Linked DNA regions of Homo sapiens: region 1 is linked to region 2. Evidence: chromatin loops called from intact Hi-C (ENCODE). Cell type or tissue: PC-3. All regions are shown on one strand.

Region 1 (8,000 bases), 140 kb after region 2:
CAAATAAACTTTGAAAAAAGGAATAACAAGCTCCTGTGAAAAGTCATGGTTTCAGCTTTTGAAAATCAGTTGCTACATTCCAGGAGGGTGAAGTGACAGTGGAGGGAATCATGAACCATGCCTCCGCCCCGCTGAACAAAGCCCAAAGGAGTTACCAATGGGATCAGAACATATACGACTCAGAATTACACGTGGTTTTCAACTGAATTTATTACTTTTAATTTACCAGTGCTATTGTCAATGAAACAAACAACCCCCCCTTGACCGATATTAATTAGTTGCACAATATGGCACCATGGCCAGTTTATCTTTGTGGAATATTTCCCAAAACTATGAACAAATTAGAATGATTCTGAAAAGACACTCTTTTGATTCCTTTATTTCTGTCAACCAGTAGGTTACAACAAGACATAAAATAATTACATAGGGATTCCAAAGACAGTGTAATGACCTGTTTTTATTCATGAAACAGCAGCGACTCTTCCATGTACCTCTCTATCCATTCCCACTCCTTCCTGGTATAGCTCAGTAACTCTCATAGTCTACCTGTATATTCCTTAAAGTTAAATGAAAAATTTTTAACTTCACAAGCCATACAGAAATATATTTAGATTGTATTTCAGATAAGGCTAGAACCCCCTTTGAAACACCCCTCAGTGTCAATTCCAGCCCCACATACCCCAGAGATAACCAATCTTAACAGTTTATATGTAAACTTCTACACATTTATTTAGGTAACAATGGAAAATATTTGGTATTTTTTGTTTATATTATTTGCTTTAGAACATATGTACAATTCTGCAACTTGCTTTTTATTAAGCTGTAAACAATTCTAGGGTATATGTCTTCATTTATAGAGGTTAAAAGATAAGCAGAAATAATCCTGGGCAAGCACCAGGTTCTAGGCCTGCCCTATCAAATAACAGCCATGAAATTTTGAGTCTGTCACTAATCTCACTATCCTAATTTTTAAATAATCTTCCTCATTTCTGTCTTTCCCAGGGTGTATGTCAAAACTAAATGAAATAATCTGTGTGTGCTTTGAAAACTACTGTTTAATATATACATAAAATATTATTCTTAAATATTATCTAGAAAATAATCAGGTAGTGCTATTCTAATAGTATATAAGTATTTAACTTAAAACTTTAAGAGGTGTCACAATAATATTTCTATATTGAAATTTTTAGCTAATAGCATAGTTACTCCTAAATGTGAATGCTTCCTTGGAAACACTGACATATTATGTCAACAAAGGTTTAATCATGAGAAAATATATTTACATGAAATTCAAGTTATTAAATTGATTGTTTACAAATCAAATTCCATTTTACATCTATGAGCTTCTATGCTCAATCCTAGAGTAAATGAACAACAGCCCAAGTGCATTAAAACAATGAGAATGACTAAATCAGAAGAGGTCATAAAACTATGACATTTAAAAATATTTAAAAATTCACCCCAAATTTCCTACATGTGATGTTCAAAGGAATTATTTTGGTACAAACAACTTTATAAATGATTTCAGTTTTAATTACAATTCTTTTAAGCAAAATGTTCTCTATGAGATACACATCTGAAAGATTAACATTTTAAGCAAATTAAAACATTAGGATTCTTAGAGAAAATGGTTAAAAAAATTCTTAGTCACTGAGTTAAGGTACAATATTGTGTGGTTGGTTATAGATCTAATATGTTATTGGGTATATGGACTTCCCTTTTTACCAGAAGAATTAAACATCAAATGAAAAGAGTGCTCTACAAAATCCCTCTTTTCTAAGTTTTTTCATGAATAGGATCATCAATAACAAACTATATCAATTTCACCTTAAAAACCTCTATGTATTTTATGTATTTGATTACCTTTCATCATGAATTATTCGTTTTTTTTTTTTTTTTTTTTTTTTTTGCTCTGGGTTGGTAGAAGGTTTTTGGGAAGTGACTTAAGTTTATGAATCTTCTCATTTTCCTTTATTTGAAACACATTACCTCATACTATTTCTTCAGACTCTCCAAGCTTGACTGGATACCCAGTTTTCACTTCTCAACATTAAAATGCGAAAGAAACCATGGGAAAGTCCTGACACACATACATATGTAGAAAATATTACACAGATCCATTACTTTGGGGGTTAGATCAATGTGATCATAGTAAGATAACTCCGAGATGAGTTAAGACCCTAAAATACAAGACAGAGTGCTTCACAAGTACATTCATGTCTGAGAAGGAAGGTGGGGCACATGGAACATGTTCTAATGTCTTCCTTGTAGATGCCAAGAGAGAATGAAAACAGTAAGAATATTTGGAGTCAATTTAGTTCAATTCCAAATTATAAATTTGACTAAACATGCACATTTAATGAATTAGTGGAATAAAGTCAATTATAAAATTCCAATTGTGTATATCAGAACAATTAGTTATATGAGAGCTTTTGGACCTGTTTTAATGTTCTAGGTTTGTGACAAAGTTTTTTAAACAGAGAAATTTGATCACTGGCACCTCAAAAATAATAGTTTTCACTCAAAGGAAAAAGTAGTAACACAATGATGAATGCTCCAACTAGGTAGACATAAATGGAAGAAATGAGAATTATGAATATACATTTTATAAATTAGGTGGATAGCAGAAAAGGCAATGGAATCAGAAGACCATGAGGTCCCAGCTCTAGCTTCGACAAAGTGAAACATTTTGGACATAGTTTCTTCAAATGTAAAATGAGGGTGTTGAACTGTATCTTCAACGTTCTTTATAACCTATACTTAGTAGGAAACATTTCATAGCTACAGCAGGTTTACAAACCTATTATTTGAATGCCAAAAATGGTAAGCTGAAGAATTTTCAGTGGCTTGTGGACTATTTGTTGTCAATTCCTTTTTTGTTTTTTTGCAAAAACCTTTTTTTTTTTTTTTTGGTCTGGCTATAGTAAGTACCATGTTCGCTGTAGACAATATGGAAAACACAGAAAAATCCAAGCAAAAACAAACAAACAAAAAAGTCACTACCCAAAGATAACTGAGCTGTTAACATACATGTTTCCAAATATATATTGTCGTATAAGTTACTAGAATTTACAGAGTCCAGTGGTTTTCAAATTTTTATTTTATTTTATTTTATTTTTTGAGATGGAGTCTTGCTCTGTCGCCCAGGCTGGAGTGCAGTGGCGCAATCTCGGCTCACTGCAAGCTCCACCTTCCGGGTTCGTGCCATTCTCCTGTCTCAGCCTCCCGAGTAGTTGGGACTACAGGCGCCTGCCACCATGCCTGGCTAATTTTTTGTATTTTTAGTAGAGATGGGGTTTCACCGTGTTAGCCAGGATGGTCTCGATCTCTGACCTCGTGATCCACCTGCCTTGGCCTCCCAAAGTGCTGGGATTACAGGTGTGAGCCACCATGCCTGGCTCAAATTTTTATTTTTATGATCGGATTTTTTTTTTTCTAAACAAAGTCTCACATGGAACCTTAATATGTACAACACATAAAACTGAAACTACTCTGATTGAAGTGGTGATGAAGAGCCTGTGGCTTTTCTGACATGGTTATCAACACACTCCTATGGAATCCTATACTTTAAGAAGTACTGTCTAAAAACTAATGACTTAACCAATTTTCTAATGTTGGACATTTACATTGCTTCTTTTTTTTTGCTATTATAAATATCATTCAGTTATTTGCGTACATTCCTGGTTATTTTCCTTGGATAAATTCCTGCAGATGAAACTTCTAGGCCAAACGGTTTTAAGGCACTCATTGTCATGCCAAGCAACTTCGACATTGTCTCTCCCCAAACCATTTGCCATAGGAGTCATCCATTTTCTATTTTGCTATTTAATGGTAACTAACCCCAATTGTAGCATTTGAATCAGAATCTATTTCTGACATATTTCTTCATCTTTTCTTTCTCTTATTTATGATGCCAAATAGGCTAGTATTAAGGCTAAATAAATGCCCTCCTTGAAGCACCAATATTTCCTTCCTGTTAAATGCCACTGGGTGACTAATGGATGAGCTTTTTGTTGTCTTTGGACAATGATCTGTCCAGGCAGTCAGCTTCTATAGAAGGTAGCTAATCAAAAGCAGACAGTCCCCTTTTTGGGGGGAATACCTTTGTTACTTGGCACTTTTAGTGAGACAAAGAAATGAAAAGGGCAGGAGAGAATTCCAGGCAAAGGTAGTCAGACAACATTGGAGGAATTTGGCATAGTTCAGTGCTATAAATGATGAACATAAAAAAGTGGTTAGAGATGAGGCCAGAGGTGAATGCAAATTGCCCACAAGTTACATAAGGGGGTAAAACTTTGTGGGTGGAAACTGTAGTAAATTTAAGAGTGAATGTCCATTCTAAAGAGAACAGTCAGTATAACCAATTGCCACCATGTGAGGGAATATCTTCCAGTTTCCAAAGCCATAAAAGGTTTCAATTTTTAAATTAATGATGGTACAAAATTAAAAAAAAAAAACAAAACAAAAAACAGTGCAAACTCGACCGAACACATATGTGAGCTGCATTTTGCTAACAGCCTGTCTCACTTTACAATCTTAGGACTAGGGAGTTAGGGAAAGTGCAGCTCATGAAAGCCTGTGTATACTAAATTCAGGGGTTTGAACTTTATCTTGAGAACTGTAGGGACTCATTAAAAAGACTTGACACTGATTAACATCTTAGAAGGATCACTCTGGCAGCTGTATTGGAGTCAAGTCTGAAAGGGAGCTATGTAAGAAGGGCTTAAATCAAAGCAGTGAAGGAGGCATGGAAAGAAGGAGACAGATTTGAAAGAGGTTAAAAAGTCATATGGTTTAGTAAATTACACAGTTGAAACCTGAACCCAGGTCTCCTACCTTATATTGCTTGATATTCTTATAGCTAACTATACCAGTATTGCAAGATGTCTTTTGAGTGGAATGCTATTTATTATGCAAGTCTTAAGATACAGGGGATGTTCTTCACAAACATTAGCTTGAAATACCAGGATTTTTTCCTATAGCTATCATGTAGCGTAGGTAAACCTTGCACTAAAAGAAACTCCAGGAAAGAGGATATGTAGAGAAATCCTGATGAGATACACAGTGGGCAAATACAGTGACCATGAATAAAGCCCCTCATACTTCATTTGGCTTTCTATGCCAGTTTACAACTAAACAACAGATAAACAGATTGATATGGTTTGAATGATGGTGACCTTCTAAAATTCATGTTGAAGCTTAATCCCCAATGAGGTGATATTAAGAGGTGGGGCCTTTTGGGGAAGTAATTAAGTGATGAGGGCTCTGCCCTTATGAATGGATTCATGTCTTATAAAAGGGCTGGAGAGGAGTCTATCATGGTAGCTTGGACTGGTCAGGCAGCCTTGAGAAGGGTGGTCTTGGGATGCCATCTGAAGTCGGCTACAGTGGTCGGAGTGTGGGCTCCAGTGCAGGGGCCTGTGCAGAATGTCAGATATTTAGCTTCCTGTGGTATACTGATGAGCAGAACTCTTCTACTACATACCTCAATTTTGCCTAAGGAGATATGTGCAAGAACTTTCTTCAAAATTGCGGCACCATTAATAAACAAAAGGAAAGAATATTCAGAGAGAAGAATTTTAAGACATTCAAGAAACATGAAGGAAATGCATGATCTAGTATCAGGAATAGAGGATTACAAGCATTTCATTCCTTGGTGTAAAACATCAAATGTAGTATCAAAGACATCCGGATATTGTAAAACACAATTAGAAATTGGGTTTCCACCTGTGTTGGGGCAATATACATCAGTAGTAACCTTGGTGAAACCTCATTTTGGAAAGGCATCCTGTATTGATGGGAAACTTCTCGATCATTTGGAGACTGGTGTTTTAGCCCAGGTCTTCCAGGCTACTGAAAAATGTGTACCTCTGATTTTTCAATTTCTTTTGAATTGCAATCTCTTCTACACTCTCAGCTTGCCACATTGTTTTTTGATGAAGTTGTAAAGCAGATGGTAGCTGCCTTGAAAGAAGAGGATGTAAGTTGTATAGTCCAGAAATAAATATACCTCAGGAGTTAATGCTTCATGAAGTTCATCACGCATAAAGGGAAAAAACAACTGGTGTCACCTACTTGTAACTTTAGTTTGTTCACTTTAGGAAGGATTTTTATGATGTTTTCAGAAGTCAGAAAGCATCTGTTAAACCCAGCTTTGGTTATAAACTTGCACCATTGAAAACTTTCACATAGAATATAGATTCACTTGTACAGACATTATCATTTTCTGCATTTACAATAATGGGATGCCATCACTATTGCTAGAATACTGACATCATTCTTCTAAGCAGAAATTGAAACTGTAAATTTAAATCTTTTAATTATCAACTACCTGAAAGAGGTTAAGATATTCACACAGTATATATTACAGCAACCATATCACATTTAAGTTATTAAATTCAGACTATTTGTAACTTATTGTGATAGGGCCTGCCAAATGGCTTAGGGTATTTGAGTAATCATCACATATTTAAAGTAAAAACTTTGACTTAAAAACACTGTTAATGAAGGTTCTCTGGCACTTTTGGTATTTTAAAAATTGTTTTGTGAGTAGTAGATAATTCAGTGCCATAGTGCGGTTAGCTCCCAGATAAACAATGAATTTTTTTATTTTTATTTTTATTATTTTTGGTGATGGATCCAGAGCTAAGCTACATTTCTAGTAGTTTGCCACTTTCTCCTATGTATTCTGGCTGCTCTGTCAATATGCTAATTGTGTGTCAAATTTTGTCTACAACAGCAGGCAACAGATGAAGATAAGTTGATTGATATGTATCCAGCACTATGCATCCCTATTTTTCAATTTATTGTGTGTATTCACTTTCAATAATGTGTTTCAAACTGATATAGATATAAATATATATTATATATATTTTATAATATATTATATTTTATTATATATATTATAAAAATATATAATATATTATAAAATATATATATCTTTTTTTTTTTTTTTTTGGTAGAGATGGAGTCTTGCTCTGCCGCCCAGGCTGGAGTGGAGTGGTGGAGTGGAGTGGCACGATCTCGGCTCACTGCAACCTCCGCCTCCTCGGTTCAAGCAATTCTCCTGCCTCAGCCCCCTACGTACCTGGGATTATAGGCACACGTCGCCACGCTCAGCTAATTTCTTTTGTATTTTAGTAGAGACAGGGTTTCGCCATGTTGCCCAGGCTGGTCTCAAACTCCTGAGCTCAGGTAATCCACCCACCTCGGCCTCCCAAAGTGCTAGGATTACAGGTATGAGCCACTGCGCCTGGCCTCAAACTGATTATTTTTAAAAAACAACATAAGGACTGAAGTAGTAACTTAATAATGTTAACTTATTTATTTTTTGTACAGTTAAAAAAGGGGCTAGAGAAAACTAGTTTAGGCGCTTTTTTGCGCTGCTGCCTTCCATCATGGGAAGACATAGCATTTGTCTTTTTTAACCTTGTGAAGATGCAGCATGAAAGCCCTCATCAGACACAATGCCAGAACCTTGATCTTGGACTTCTCAGCCTTCAAAACTGTGAGAAGTAAATTTCTATTATCTATAAATGACCCAGACTGTGGTGTTTTATTATTGCAGTAAAAATGGACTAAGACAGAGACCACTAAATATTTAGTAAAGAAAAGTCTTTCTTACTATACTTCTACCTCAAAAATTCTATGACCAAAATTAATTTATGTTTCCAGATCATCTGCATTGTGGTTAATCTCTGCATATTTAGTGGGAGTGAAGACTACCGCTTCAATCTGGTTAGTACATTTTTTTAGTTCAATAATTAACAGAGCCAGACAACAAGTCAAATGGAAAGTGAAGTCATTAGGTGGGGTGAAGTGATGTGAAATCTGAGTGTTTTCTCTCCTAACCTCCTGGATGGGAGCTTGACTCCATTTGTCTGACTGGCAAATTGATGAGCTAATAAAAGAGCGTTTGTTGAATAGCTCTGTAAATAACAAAACCTACTCCTACTACCTGCTTGAAAATGATGTATTTTTCTTTATTAAACAAAATATTA
Region 2 (8,000 bases):
GACTGAGACTGAGGGAATAGAGAGCCATTGACTTATTTAGAAAAATTGTAGGTATAGAAATATCATCCTTGCTTCACTCATCATTGTTAATCATTTAAAAATTGGGTTTCTAAATTTATGTCAATACCAAGAAAAAAATATTTTTCCCCTTGAGAAATTCAAATCAATAATATGCTCAGCACATTTCAGGAAATATTTCCTAGAATGATTAAAACCACTCAGTACTCATGATTAAAAGCAATGGTTTTTGGTTTATGATGGGATGCCCCAATAAGTATTTCAGGTTTGGGGACCCAAAAGTTCTAAAGGCATATTGCTTTTCTTGAGGCAGAAATTTAGCCCTAATGGATTGTCTTAGCTCATGTCTATTCCACTGTTTATTCCACTGAGCTGTACAGCACACATTTACAGCTATGTTACTCAATTACTCAACAAATATTTATAGACTACCTACTACATGTTAGGTGCTGTGCTAGGTGCTGTGCTGCTGGGACAGGCAAGTGAGCAAAATCAAACACAGTCTTTGCCCTTGTGGTGTTAACGCTCTTCTGGGGAAAATAGATATTATTCTAATACTCACAATAAATAATTAAAAATTACAAGTAGAGATAAGTGTTCTGCCTATGTATTAGTCTATTCTTGCATTGCTATAAAAAAAACCTACCTGAGACTAGGTAATTTTTAAAGAAAAGAAGTTTAATTGGCTTATAGTTTTGCAGGCTGTTCAGGAAGCATGGCTGTGGAGGCCTCAGGAAACTTACAATCACGGCGGAAGGCAAAGGAGAGGCAGGTGAATCCTACATTGCTAGAACAGGAGGAAGAAAGTGAAGGGGAAAGTGCTATGCACTTTTAAGCAACTAGATTTCATGAACACTCACTCATTATCACAAGAATGGCTAGGGGGAAATCTGCCCCCATGATCAAATCACCTCCCGGCAGGCCCTTCCTCCAACATTGGGGATTGCAATTTGACATGAGATTTGGGCAGCGACACAAATCCAAGCCATATCAGCTTACAAAGGCATACAACAGAACAACCTGACCTACTCTGAGGTAGTCAGGAAAGGGTTCCCTGAATCTGAGATCTGAAAAATGAATGGGGTTTGTATTAGTCTGTTCTCATGCTGCTGATAAAGACGTATCTGAGATTGGGTGATTTATAAAGAAAAAGATGTTTAATGAACTAACAGTTCCACGTGGCTGGGGAGGCCTCACAAGTATGGCAGAAAGCAAAAGGCACATCTTACATGGTGGCAGACAAGAGACAATGCGACCCAAGTGAAGGGGGTTTCCCCTTATAAAACCATCAGATCTCGTAAGACTTATTCACTACCACAAGAACAGTATGGGAGAAATTGCCCTCATGATTCAATTACCTCCCACACCACATGGGAATTACGGGAGCCACAATTCAAGATGAGATTTGGGTGGGCATACAGGCAAACAATATCAGGGTTTAACTAAGTTAGTGGAAGAGGTTTGGTCCAGATGACATGAACAGCATATACGAAGGCTGAATGGGTCAAGAGTTGCTTTAGGAACTTTAAAAGGCTAATGCAGTTGGATGGCAGAGGGAGAGGGAGTCAGCTAGTGGTTTGAGATGGGGTGGAGAACTGAAAGATTCTGACCGTATAGCTTTATGCGACCTAAGTGATTCTGATCGTCATTCTCAGAGCAATGGGATTTAATAGAATGAATTTGGGGTGGGGTTGAATGGTGACTTGATCAAAATAACATTTTAAAAATCTACCCATTTGCAATATGGGGGAAGTTTGGAAGGGGTGAGAGTGGATGCGGGAAGACCAACTAGATTTTTCCAAGTAGGCTTGTTGGCAGGTAATAGTGTCTCGTACCAAAATGTTGTAAGTGAAGAATGAGAGAAATAAATAATCATTTGAAATATTTCAAAAGTAAAATTGACAGAACTTAATTACAAATTTGATTTAAGGGGGCATGAGGAAGATACTATATACCTATATACCTAGCGACTGGCCTGCAAAGCACTTTACATACATAGGTGCTCAAGAAATATTTTCTAAAATGACGAATGCATGAGCAAATTGTTTAGTATGCTATTCGTAGATTTTTAGATCTCTTAGTTGCTAATCTCATTTTCTGAACCTGACTGACCTCTCAGCCAGCTGCCATTTCCATTCCTGGACTTTGATGTTCTCTCAGCCAGTTGTCATTCCCATTTCCTTCCTGGTTCCTGCAGAATTATAAGTGGAGAGTGCGTATACTTGACTCTTGTTAATCTTCCCACAGCCCTCTGCTTCCTCTGCCCTCAATTATTAAACCACTCACTTTCATGCCCATAGCTACCCCATGGACTCACTCGTACGACTGAGAAATTCAACATAGTTCACAATCAGGAAAGTTCATTATCCCTAAAATAGCTTGATTTTTTTTTTCATTGAACCACTATATTTGCTCCAAATTTCAACGCCTGGGACTTTCACAGTCTTAGCTTAGAGAGCTGCATAATAACTTTTTTGTTTAAAAAAATAAAACAGCCTGTTGGTATTTGATAAAGGCTATTGTTTTCTGTAGATAGTGGGGCCATTTGATTAATCTTAGATTTCCCACTAGCATTGAACACAGTGTCTTATACATGACAAATTCTTAATTGTAAACACATACAAAATGTGTGCCTCGTTGGGGGAAGGATGGGGAAAAGAGAGAGGGTGAGAACACATTTACTCTCCATGCACCACAGTCCACAATAAAGACATTAATTGATCTTGTAGTTTTCCTGTCTGCAAAACAGAAGGCGATTGGGATTCATGAACAGAAGCCTCCATTATGTTGTATTTAATTGTGCTACAGTAAAGGGGTCTGTATCTTCAACCAAATGACAATTTATGCTTCATTAAATTCTTCTCACATTTTTGCACTTCAGGTACTTCGATTAGACGGCAGCTTTATTTTGAATGGCTCATTCAAGCATGACAAGATGCCAGTGAGTATCTGGAGACACAGTAGAATTATAAGCATCCTTTACGTCTAGAAGACACTACCTCTTACTTCTTATAATACTGGATTGAACCTTGTGGTTCATAAATATTCATAAGTCTGAAAAAAGTATCTTAGATACATGAACAAACATCACAAAATTCCTTGATGGGAGGCTCAACTAGTGCTTTAGATTAGAATTAGAAGTTTATTTTTACAGAAGTGAAATGTTTGCCTCATTTGGCACACTTGAGGATTAGGTAGCTTACAGACCTATTTATTTTTAATTACAGTTTGCTTAGAACATTAACCCATCACTGATTAAATATGATCCCACAATATCTCAAGCTTGCAATATGTAAAGCTTGAAGACTTTTTATTTTCTGAAATTGATTGATACTCTATATGTTGAGATATTTTCTTTGAAAGAAGTTCAATTTCACTACAAATATGAACTATGCTTTTACATTCATATATTAACTTGAATTTACACAAATAAGAAATGTTTGTATATGTGGAGATAAGATCTTTTAAAGTTTCTTTACCATTTTCATAACTTCGTAGAGAATCAGACTGTAATTTCATTGGTGAAAAGCTAAGATTCTTAAATTTGTTTCTCTTTGAAAGATAATGAAAACCTAAAGAGATAGCTAACTCCTTTTAAAGAATATATTTGTCATATTTTAAGTTGTTTATATTCATGGGCCAATAAAGTCATTTATATTCATGAGCCTGTAAAGTCACATAAAATGATTCTTCCAACTCATCATTTCAATAGGCATAATCTTTAACAAATATGTACCTTTCATGACTGGATATTTGTACTTCTTATTTTTATGAAGTCCCCGTTTCCTCTGTGTTTTATTCATCACAATGTACACTATCTGGTAAAATGCCTTCCCTGATTTATATTCTGATGTCTGACACCCAGACGCCTTGAAACGGAGCTAGTAGCTATGGCACCATCTTTGCATTTATATTTTTCTTTCGCAAGATGGAAATTAGAGGCTTTTTAAAGCAGCTTAATCACGTTTCTCAGCGATACAGGTCAATTCCAGGAGCTGAATGGAAATACGGAGACTCTCAGAGAAAAGATGGAAAAGCCCCGAGAAGCCAACTGAGATGGATAGTAGTGACGGTCACAAGCCAAGCCGTACCTGAGGATTTAACTACTCAGCAGCAACCTTACAATTTCACTGACTTCCCGCTTTGACTGGGCAAATATTTTTTATAAAAATTGCCTCTTCAATTTATTTACTATCCTGCATGCACAAAAATCCTTTGAAATGCTGACATGTGTCTCCCCATGTCCCCTTTCTCTCACAGGAGCCACAGCCCTCCCCCTTCTTCCCCTACACATACTTTTCTTAAACAAACATCCTTGTTTTAAAAAGCAAAGATCTCGGCTCTCCATTTTTGTTTGACTTCCCACACATTGCTGTTAACTGTTCCCCAAACACAGATGGAAGCCAGGCTTGGACTCTTCCATTCATAGCTTTTTCACAAGATCTCTTCCCTTTAAATATTGTGATTTATTATTCTGAAAAGAAATTGTCCCTTTTAGGATGCCCCCCAACACCAGGAATTGTGTTATTTGTGAATCTTGCAAATGACAAAGCATACACCAATGCAATGGTCAATTGCAGGGTTTAAAAAAAAAAAACCTCATAATTTATGTGTCTCTCATTTGGCATCTCCTAAGTAAAAAGAAAGTGTCAAAGATGGAAAGAGACAAAAAATAAGCCCACCAATAATCCCAGATCCAAGAAAAGAAGCATACATGAAGAGGAAGAAAATGATTTCTTCAATTACTTACCTTCCACAATTTCCTTGCTTTGTCTCTGAGCCAAGAAAGGTGTGGCCAGCATCCTGTCAGGTGTGGAATTCTTTCAGAGACAGCTTGGCCTTGTGCATGCAGCCGTGCAGTAAGGATGCTGTACATTCACAATGCCTTCTAAAAACCAAGTAGACTGTTCTTGGGATAGAGGAAGCAGGCTTCCCTTTGTCACACAGAGCAATAATTTTCAACATGAAATCATCCAAAAATCTATTGACCATGATTTGAAAATGATACAGTGCTTTTACATAGAGAAAAAAAAAGGTTTAATCTAAGAGAAGTATATGGTTGAGAGAGAATCCAAAAACTAAAAAACTTCTAAGAACCTTGCACTTTGGATCTGTCATTACTAATTTCACCATCTTCATCGATAAAATAAGGAAGGTAGACTAGAATCATCTGTAGGTTTTCTTCTAATGCTAATATATATTGTCTTTTAATTCTCCAAGTATTTTCTTGCTGCTTAAAAAATTGAGACACCTTTATTTTAAGCATTTTATTACACACAAGCTCCAGCTTTCAAAGATGTAACTAGAAGCTGATTATTCACATTACTAGAAGTTTCTTCCTTCTTTCTTTTCTTCTCTTTTGGAAAAGAACTCCCCAAAGTTGTGATATTTAAAGTAAAAATTGTATTATTTAATTTTTAAACAGCTTTGCAGGGAACATGTTAACATAAGACAATGTACACTGTTGTAAGCCAAGAAATGTTAAATCCTTTAACACTAGAAAACTACATTTCAAAAGAAAGTTTAAATTTATTTTTTCACGTTCGTTTTGTAACTTGTACATAATGGAGTCTTGATTACATACACGCATACACCTCTCTCTTATGTGCGCTCTGTATGTATATTTGGTGATCAACAGCATAATGTAGAGTATGCTCACATGCATGTACACACACCTGAAACCCGACATCCATGTCCGGTGAAACCTGATTGATTCATTTTTCCATCTCTCTATACACAAAGAGATAGATAGGTAGATCTCTACTATATATACAGAATCCTATTCTATAGATCATATATTGAATTTTATATTATTCAATATATGTATAATATATATCTATAGATAAATACATAGCTATGGAGAGATCTCTATTATATATATTTATATATGTGAATTCAATATAGAATATATAGTAGATATATTTATAAGAATTCAATATGTAAAAATAGAGAAATCTACATATCCATATATAATAGAGGTTCTTATATGTATTAGTCCATTTTCACACTGCTATAAAGAAATACCTGAGACTGGGTAATTTAAAAAGGAAAGAGGTGTAATTGACTCACAGTTCCACGTGGCTGGGGAGGCCTCAGGAAATGTACAATCATGGTGGAAGGCAAAGGAGAAGCAAGCACCTTCTTCACATGGTGGCAAGTGAGACAGGAGCGAAGGAGGAACTTTGTGGAGATTACAATTCGAGATGAGATTTGAGTGGGGACACAGAGTCAAGCCATATCACTATATATATATCTTACACATATGTATGAAGAAAATCAATAAAGATTTCAGAGGCTATGGATTCCAACACCTCACTTTCTGAACTAGCTTTCTACACACACACACATACACACTCACTCTCTCTATATATCTCTCTCTCACACACTCACATTCACATGTATCCAGTATTAATACTGTTGTTCACCAAATATTTCTGGATTTCATTCTTCCAGGCATAAGGTAAGGTTGTATTTCCCCACCCCTTTGAAGTTAGATGAGTTCATGTGACTTGGTTGGCCAGTGAACTATGAGCAGAAGTGGAGCGTTTCACACCCAGGTGGAAATTCTGAGAGCCAGTACGCAGCTCATCACATCTCCTTCTTATTGCAGAGGTGACCATGGGGCACATAATGACATGAAGTTTCTTGCGGCTCAGGTTCCTAAGTGATACGGATAAGCAGAGACTCCTGACACCTTGACTTGGGCATGTGGCATCAGCAAGAAATATATATTGTTGGGCAAAATCACTGAGGTATGAGTATTGTTTGTTACCAGAGCATAACCGTATAACCTAGTCCGGGGGCTGGCAAAATTTTTCTGTAAAAGGCCAGACAGTAAATACTTCAGGCTTTGTGGGCCGCATATGATCTCTGTCATATATTCTTTTCTTTTCTCTTCCTCTTTAAAGGTTTATTACCTTACATATATATATATGTGTGTGTATATATATATATGTATACATATATATATGTGTGTGTGTATATATATGTATACATATATATGTGTGTGTGTATATATATACATATATATGTGTGTGTGTGTGTATATATATATATATACCGTTAGTTTCCAGACTGTACAAAAACAGGCTGCGGGCCAGATTTGGCCTGTGTGGCCTAGTTTTCTGATCCCCTGACTTAGCCTATCCTGAGTGCAAAAGGCATTCACCTTCTCTATGTATCAGTTTCCTCAACTGTAAAATTGAATACAGCTTGTAAAATTGAATACAGCTACCTGAAGTACCATCACAGGGTTCCTTGGCAATAAAAAGAAGAAATGAAGATGAAACTTCTGGAAAAGGTAATGTTACATGCGATGCAAAAATGTTATTATTATTTCAATCTAAACAATTGTTCAAAACAATACTTCCAAACAAAAATGGATACAAAGAAACAAATGTTCTCTCTTGTACCCTCTTTATTTCCTGCAGATAACTTATTTCAAATGGGGCTCCTCATGCCATACCCCAATATTTCCCAAGGTGTGTTTTATAGAGCATTGGTCTGTTAACATGCCATCCTCACACACACTAATAGGTTCCTTAGATAAATAAATTTAGGCATTTCTACACACTATGTCCATGGAGTCCTTTTAAACATAATACCTCTCAATATTCAGTGGTGTTGCCATTCAGCAGAATACACTTTGGGCAGCCTTGTTTGTCTCTTTCTTGGTACTGAGCTCCTTGAAGTTAAGTCATTGCTAGTATGATTGGTCAAAGTCTAAACTTTCCCTGCTTCCCAGAGTGCCTGCATTTGTTGAGACTCATGACCCAGTTCTGGGTTTACAACAACTCTGGATGGACAATTTGCGTGGGAGGCTTGTGCTTGAACTCCAGTTCTTGGTGATGATAAAAATTAATTTCACACTATTTTCTGAAACTGCAACAGAGCAAGTTATCCTGGCTTCAAAAGAAACATACTCAGTAGGAAGCACTGGTTGGGAAAGGCAGAGGAAAGATTTCTTGGTGACTTTTGAGTTT

Evidence for each region. A loop is a pair of places that touch in the nucleus more often than their neighbours do. Peaks named below come from ENCODE experiments on the same cell type or tissue, not always from the same donor. Only the 100,000 strongest peaks of a DNase experiment are listed, where the experiment ranks them.
Region 1: a loop joins it to region 2, with 10 times the contacts of the local background. A loop is called at or near these places in 3 of 110 quality-filtered maps.

What each region holds. Positions count from the first base shown.
Region 1 is chr5:83,277,962-83,285,961 of GRCh38, reverse strand. The region is part of intron 7 of XRCC4 (X-ray repair cross complementing 4); the gene reads right to left. It also overlaps the pseudogene COQ10BP2. Among named protein-coding and RNA genes, the nearest start is that of VCAN, 190 kb to the left of the region's middle. In PC-3, no CTCF peak of the experiment used is centred here; a DNase peak (open chromatin) is centred at 4,111.
Region 2 is chr5:83,414,925-83,422,924 of GRCh38, reverse strand. No RefSeq gene overlaps it. Among named protein-coding and RNA genes, the nearest start is that of VCAN, 53 kb to the left of the region's middle. In PC-3, no CTCF peak of the experiment used is centred here; no DNase peak of the experiment used is centred here; H3K4me3 peaks cover 1,234 bases; H3K27ac peaks cover 420 bases.